Linked DNA regions of Mus musculus: all the other regions are linked to region 1. A link is a loop called in an ENCODE intact Hi-C map of the cell type or tissue named here. Cell type or tissue: gastrocnemius. All regions are shown on one strand.

The links. Hi-C counts contacts between places; a loop is a spot of excess contacts. Peaks named below come from ENCODE experiments on the same cell type or tissue, not always from the same donor. Only the 100,000 strongest peaks of a DNase experiment are listed, where the experiment ranks them.
Region 2: a loop joins it to region 1, with 3 times the contacts of the local background. A loop is called at or near these places in 15 of 42 quality-filtered maps.
Region 3: a loop joins it to region 1, with 2.4 times the contacts of the local background. A loop is called at or near these places in 15 of 42 quality-filtered maps.

Annotation. Positions count from the first base shown.
Region 1 is chr14:22,807,527-22,810,026 of GRCm38, forward strand. The region is part of intron 5 of Lrmda (leucine rich melanocyte differentiation associated); the gene reads left to right. Among named protein-coding and RNA genes, the nearest start is that of Gm30926, 7.4 kb to the left of the region's middle. In gastrocnemius, a CTCF peak has its summit at 941 (motif pointing left); DNase peaks (open chromatin) are centred at 926 and 1,913; H3K4me3 peaks cover 970 bases; H3K27ac peaks cover 2,500 bases.
Region 2 is chr14:22,583,514-22,586,013 of GRCm38, forward strand. Lrmda (leucine rich melanocyte differentiation associated) reads left to right here. Exons shown (of 7, transcript NM_028275.1): 4 at 893-1,032. Among named protein-coding and RNA genes, the nearest start is that of 4930405A10Rik, 42 kb to the left of the region's middle. In gastrocnemius, no CTCF peak of the experiment used is centred here; no DNase peak of the experiment used is centred here.
Region 3 is chr14:22,576,850-22,579,349 of GRCm38, forward strand. Lrmda (leucine rich melanocyte differentiation associated) reads left to right here. Exons shown (of 7, transcript NM_028275.1): 3 at 999-1,125. Among named protein-coding and RNA genes, the nearest start is that of 4930405A10Rik, 35 kb to the left of the region's middle. In gastrocnemius, a CTCF peak has its summit at 1,533 (motif pointing left); DNase peaks (open chromatin) are centred at 834, 1,071 and 1,543; H3K4me3 peaks cover 380 bases; H3K27ac peaks cover 493 bases.

The DNA.
Region 1 (2,500 bases):
TATTTTGTTTTAGCACATTGTCTACTTGTCCAGATGTATCGGGAGATAAAAAGAAGTCATGTTTACACTCCTCCTTCTCCTTCCTCTCTCTCTCTCTCTCTCTCTCTCTCTCTCTCTCTCTCTCTCTCTCTCTCTCTCTCTCTCTCTCCCTCTCTCTCTGAGATGTAATTAAATTGTGGATTTGATGAGTCTTGGGGAGTTCCACTTGAAGGAAACAGGAAGTGCCTGGAGTCAGGGAAAAAGGAAAACTTCTTTGGCAGTAGGGACACCTGACTTGGTCAAAAAATAGAGCCCAAGCAGCAGCTATGGCTCGGCTCCGGGAAGCTAGGGGCCTTGTTCTGAGTCTTTTGTCCCGTTTTTATGCAAGGTCCACACAAAGAGGGGCAATGTCCCTCCAGCCCTCCTGGGACTGTGTGTTCGTGAAACCTTCCTTGTTGCTGTATGCAGGCATGGACAGAAGACCTCTACTCTGTTCCCTCCTCCATCCTCTCCCCCTCTTCTTCCTTCCCTCTTTCTCCTCTCCCCTCCTTCCTCCCTTTCCTCCTTGTCCCCTATTCTGTTTCTCTCATTTTCCCTCTTCCATGTCTAATTTCTCTCATGTCAAGATACCACCCTATCACGTTTGTGGTGGCTCGTCTGTTGTCACTCAAAGCTAACACTGTCACTTGCCTGTTTCTGTATCCATGCAATCTCCCCTTCCCGGGGGGTTGATTCCCCTTGAAGTGTGGCTGCCATGCTTTCCGTCCTTTGCTGACCTGGGTTTCTTAATGTTCACATTTACTAACACCATTCCGCGTCCTGTTAATGACCTGCACCGACCAGGACAGGATATATAGTATTGCTGTAGACCGGCCGACAGCAGCGACCACAGTCTCTAATCTGCAGCACTGCCAGCTCTAGATTTACATCTCAAATAGGTTACACTACAGCTCCCCCTTCTGCTGACTGAGCCGCGCAGCACGAGGGCTGCATTGCAACCGGGCTCCGTCCCTAATAGCAGTCCTTAAGACCCTGTCTCCTGTCGTTGGAGGATCTGGCAGTGACTAATGGATGCTTCCCTGCACTCCTTTGGTCTTCATTTGGATTAAACATTTTATGATGCATTCATCAAAAAAATCACAGGTTGCAGGAGCAAGAGAGAAGTATAATAAAAGGCAAGCCCAATTAAGTGAGCCGTATGCTGCTTCACTTAGCATGGGGCCCAGTGGCCTCTTGTTGGAGCCCCAGCCCAGCCTGAGGACTCTGAATGCATCTTGGAAGCCACGGGCTCTGCTTTTGTTTCTATCACTTGTGGATCAGGCTGAACCCCGGGAAGGAAGTCTTCTTTTGTTCTAAACAACCTCTGATGACTCCTTTTGGCAAAGTGTGTGCTGTAACTTAAGCCCTTGCATGCAGCAAGAATCAACAGGGCCCTCCTTGAGAAGAGGCTGCCCATGAGGAATGGGGGTTGCAGGACCCTGTGTGTTCCACTCAGTGAGCATCAAGGGCTCTAAAGGGGTTATTTCCCTTAGAAAACAGTGTGCAGTGACTGGGAAGGCTGATACAAATGCTTTGCTACTTTGTTACGTTGTTTTGTTGTTTTATTTTTAACTTATTTTTTACTTTGTTGCTTTGAACCCGTGGAGACTGAAGGATGGTGTTTGTTTAGCATTAAATAAATGTATTTTATCGTGTGACAAGAATTTATTGAGACATTACTATGAGTCAGCTATTCAGGGTTGTGGTGACAAAATGTGTGGGGAGTTTGCAGTATAGCAGGGGACTATCACTAAGGCAGAGCATGCTGGAGAGAAAGCGTCAGGAGAAAGATTATTCTATTCGGTGAAGATCTCCGGATCTCAGGACTGAGCACCTGAAGGAATAGAAAAGCTGCCAGACAGGTTCCTGCTTGCCAAACAAGGGGAGAGGCAAGAGTCAGGCCTGCAAAGAAGGAAAGGCTGTGCCCTGGGGCCTTATTGGCCATGTTCAAAGCTTGAAATTCAGGCCAAACTTTACATGCTGTTTTAAGCAGAAAAGCAACTTTGTCAGATTTCTGTTTTAAAAGAACATTCTAAGGATTATTGCTTCAGCTAGGACTTTTGGGGTAGGCCAGGAACTCAGCCTCTAACTTGTCTATTTGTTTATTTGTTTGGGGACAGACTGTCCTGTATCTTAGGCAGTGCTCAGACTTGCTAGGCGGCCATGATGGTGTGGAACTTCTGATTCCCCTAACCTCGTCTCAAGCACTGGAATTATATGGCCTTGAGGCACCATGCCGGGTTTATGCAGTGCTGGGGACTGAGCTCCAGGCCCCATGCATGCCAGGCCAAGTACTCTGCCAGCTGAGCTTCGTCCTTAGCCCTCAAAGTGAGCTCTCCGGGGTTCTTTGGTGAAGGAAGGCGAGTGCGTGCGAATAGGGAGTTGTGGTGAAAAGCCAGTGGAATTAGTTTCATGCCGACCAAAGCCAGCACCCAGAGTCCCAAAATAAATTTTTTTTTAGTGTCGTTTTTCTCTTGGCTCG
Region 2 (2,500 bases), 220 kb before region 1:
ATTGGTACAGATCGCTAAAGTATCTTGAAACCTGAAGATGCTTTGCCCAAAGTGTCCATGTCCAGGAATTTAAGGGAATCTACCTGTCCAGGCAATGAAAAGGGATCTACCTGCCCAGGCACTCCAGTCAAAGAGAGGCCACAGTTTTTATGGAATGTGGAGCTCAGATAACAAAAAGGAGCCCTCTAAAAAGATGAATGTTCCATAGCTAAGGGTGTAAATTATGTACAGAAAGGCTGTTGATGGACGAAAGGCATCGGAGTATCTGCATCAGAGCACCTGCCTAGCATGGTCAAGGCCCTGAGCTGAACCCCTCACAATGTAAAACTAAGAAGAGAAGGAGAATGCATATGAGAATAAAGCCATGAATGTTCAATTGGAATAAAAATATATCAAAGCAGATTTTAAAAATTAAACTGACAAGTACCACAAATGTTAAAATAACTAGAAAGGACACAAATCTTTTTATTCTAGATATTCCTATTTCAAAACTTTATGTCTTACAAATTCCCTCACAGCTCTGTTGCATAATCACATTTGTGATGTTTTCTATAGAGAGCATGGAATGACAATTCCATCTTTTAGCATGATTGACTGAAAATTGTTTTTTTTTGTTTTTAGGAGTTGAGACACAGTTATGCTATGATTTAGTTGGGAATCTTCTAAAAGTCCACACACTGAAGGTATAGGCCCCAAAGCAATGCTTCCAGAATGTAATGGAACCCCAAAAATGGTGAGCTAAAATAACTCCTTCCTCTATTTAAGTTGCTCTGTCAGGTGTTTTGTCCAGGTTGAGGCAGAACTGACTCCCATAGCCTGAGCTGTTACTGATGGCCCCTACTTCTTGCTAAGCCTTTCATTTTCTTGAAAAAAGATCCTTAACCTTTGGCACATTACCGACTTGGAGTACCTCCTTGATCACCTGGCAGAAGTGACACCATCCTTAGAGTACCTCAGCCTCCTGGGAAACGTGGCATGTCCCAATGAGCTGGTCAACTTGGAGAAGGATGAGGAAGACTATAAGAGATACAGGTGAGTGCTCACGTGGTGGGAGAAGGGAGATGGAGACTCCAGGGCTAGAATGCTGTGGGATATAGAGTAAGCATTGGTAAGTATCCATATGCCTTGGGATGTAAAGAAAGCATTGGTAAGTGCCCATGGACTCCCATGTTAAACTATGGTAAACTGTTGTCTTTTAGAAACAGAATCAGTTTTCTTCTTTCTTTCGGTTCATAGAAGCCAAGAAAGAATATGGGCTGGTCAAGATCAGGGGCTGAGAAATGCTTTTCATCATGGGCTAACTCATATGCATTTTAGGTCTTACATGGATCCTGTCATAACTGTTGATCCCTGATGTTAAAGTGTGGAAGCAGCCATGAATGATTTATAAGTGAATATACCTGACTCTCTTCCAATACAACTTTATTTATATGATAAGGAAGGGGATTAGCGATATCTTCCCTTTGGTCTCTGTTATAAAAGGATGTTGTCCTTAATACCCTACTCAAATCAACAGAGGAGAAGGAAATACTACAGTTGCAGCTGGGGCTCTTGGGACCTAGCTCTGGAAGGGTTGGGAAAAGAGGCTAATGGTCTGAGAGGGACTTGTCCTACTGGAGTTTAACCCTGCTGATCTACAAAGAAGTGTAGTGGGAGTAATTACTGTGTATCAGGCTAAAAATATAAGAAATACTGACCATTATTATAGATTTGTAAGAGAAAAACAAATCCAACACATGGACATAGATAACATAAAGCCGAGGTTCAATTGTACCTCTTTAGAGGAATTCTGTGGCTTTGGCTTCATCTCTAAGTTTCATGATTAATTTTGTAGAGTTTCTAGGCCTAGAAAAAAAAAATGACCGCATGAAAGTCCATCTCCACTTGGAACATGTTTCAAGCATGGTGTGATGTCATAGATGTAAGTGTGACTTCTGATGGGAAAAACACAGCTGCCATCCAGCCAGGGCAAGTTGCTCATTTCTCATGTTTAATTGCTTAGATGTTGAATGACGTCTGGACCACTCTTTTTCAACTTTGAATCATGAAATTGTCTGATACAAGGCGTGTGAAGGGGTCACTTTAAACCTAGTACCTTCTTGTATCTACATTTTTGGAATAACATTTCTCATTATAATTATTAGTGCATATTAATTATCAGGTGAATGAGATTCACTGTGATATTTTCATATCATAGTATATATTGCTCTCACATCTTCCTCTGTACCCACCACCCATCTCCCTGCTTCTTCCGGCACTCGTACCCTTCCTCAGTGGTATCTCCACCACTACTTGAAATTGTATTTCTTTTCTATTTAATTCTAGTTTCCATGTATAAGGTAATGCGTGTGACACCTAGTCTGCTCTATGTAATGATATTTTGGTCTATGCATTTTTTTGCAGACAACATGACTTCGTTCTCCTTTGTCGATAAATAATACTCAATTATATGTCAAAATACATTCTTATCTTTTCATCTGTTTGTAGGCACCTAGACATC
Region 3 (2,500 bases), 230 kb before region 1:
ATTTTTTATCTTTGAAACCCATGCTTAATCCTTAATGCCTTTTTTATTTACTGCCTTAAAATCTACACTGCTATACTCTATGCTGGGGGAAAAAAAAACCCACATTCCATAAATTAAAACTTCAGACCAGGGCTTTGAAGCAGAAATGCTCCCAGCCTGTCCCTACACAAAACCAAAACCAAGGAAAAAGAAATAATGAAAGAAGAAAAGGCTTTCTCCTCGGCCTGGAGTGCTTATGTAATTCCTCCCTGTCAGGCAGCCATAGGGATGCTAGGCAGTAGCAAATTAAGTGATTAGCTAAAAAGGAAAAAAAAGAAAAACAGAAAGGAAGGAAGAAAGGAAGAAAAAGGAGAGAGGAGAGAGGAGAGAGGAGAGAGAGAGAGAGAGAGAGAGAGAGAGAGAGAGAGAGAGAGAGAGAGAGAGAGCAAGCCCAAGGATGGGAGGACGTAAGGGGAGAGAAAAGCTGCCTTCCTGGCCGTTTCCCCTATGACTGTACATAGCAGAACCGCTAAGAAATGATACTTGAAGTTATATTTATTATTGTAAGAGGGGTATGAGATTTCTAGGCAGGAATGATGGATGACAGCTTAAATTTGTGTCCAGGGAATGAAGGTGAACTGTGACAGAGTTATTTATCTTGGGAATGGAGGTTAGGGTCAGCCCAGGCTGGGTGCCTGAAGGCACAAGACATTGACAAATTTATCCTGCAGGCCGTATCTGAAGCCCTTTGTTTTGGATCCTGGCTTCTCAATAAGTGACCCTCATCCTTCATGTTGGCAATTCGTGAAGGATGCGGTGAGTGCCAGCGGGGCCCCTTTCTCCCCCTCGCCCCCACCCCGGCTCCCTGCTACTAATTCTTGTCATTCACTCTGCTGACAGGCACCAAGCCCAAACTATTCCCAGTTCTGAAAGGGAAGGTTAAAATATTTATTTCGGCTCATAATGGCCTCTCTGATTTACTGCAGGATCTTTCCCCCCCCTTGCCTTTGTCATTGCAGGTCACTGGAAGGACTGAGTGCATTCAGGAGCCTGGAGGAGCTCATTTTAGACAACAATCTGCTCGGAGACGACCTCGTGTTGCCAGGGTTACCCCACTTGCACACCTTAACCCTCAACAAGAACCAAATATCCTTTTCTGGCACCCAGGACGTCAAGTCCCCGCAGTAGCCCACTTGCCGCCCAGCTCTACGAGGGTCCCATTCTGCCACCCCATACCCTTCTCCTCAAAAATACCTGCAAAATGTCAAATGAGTTTTATGTGTCAGCTAAATTAAAGTATGTGAAATACAGTCGGTGGGCAGACAAAGCGTTCTGTCTTCTGGCACTCGGGACACTTCAGAGTAATTTATTATAGGTCATTCATAAATGAAATGCACCGTTATATCTTCCTGTTGCTCCATTTTAGTGTAGAGATCTAAGTTATGGCTGCGAGGAAATCTTTTTAATAGATAAAAATAGAGAAAGAAAATAATGTCACGGGTGCCTGGGAGGAAAAGCTGCTTCTGTTTGCCTGGGCTTGTGTGGGAGGGCGACCTCTGGTGGCAAGCTGTGGGTAATGCCGCTAAGTTGACTTAGTCCTTGTAGACTTCTGGAATGCTTTTGGTGTAGGCTGGGGAAACAGTTCTGGATATCAAGAAGGGAGAGAGCTGAGGTGTACAGAGAAGTGTGAAGGTCAGGCCCTGTACTCCCCTTGTATGCAGCTCTAGGTGTGATCAGAGGCCTAGGATAACCATGGTGGGTTATGACCTCTTTTGGGTCGGTGAGTACCCAGCCTGGGGTGAGAATTAGGGACTAAATGCCCTGGCTGCTACAGTAAGGATAAATCAGAAGACTTCTCTAATAGCATAAGGTACACAGCATCTCCATTTGTTAGTGCTCTAGGTTACCAGGCACTAGGATAGCAGCTCCACGAGGGAGGGATTTCTGGAACCTTCCTATGGACAATCCGGCCTAGGTAGAATTCACATTCCACAAATATTTGTGGGATGAACAACATATTCATTTCTTACTACTTTCTCACTGAACACTCATGGGAGTCAAGTCCTGGGGGAATTTTAAGCACCTCACGCTTCATTCTTACCAAGTCCAATGAAGAGTGTATAGGTTGTTCCAGTAAACAGTGAACAAGATGAAGACCTGGGTTCAAGATGGAGACCTATGCCAGCATGTAGGATACTTTCAAAATGACTTATTAGCCTCCTGGTGCCTCAAGCTCTAAGTTAATATTTTCTTTATTCTGTAAAACATTGTCTCAGCTAGTTCTTGCTACTATGACAGAGTACGGTTGACTTGCCACTGAATTCCAACCACCAGCGAGTGTCTGTTGCTCACAGTCTGGAGGTGGGCAGTCTGAGGGCAGGGTCCAGCAGGAGATGGATTTTCGTGATGTGTCCCTTGCCTGTCCTTGCATTGGGGACAGAGCAGGAGGAGGGAAGGGGAAGAAGAGGAAATGTTCTTGTCTGCTCTTATCAGTAAATTAATTCATCCTTTCAAGAGCTCT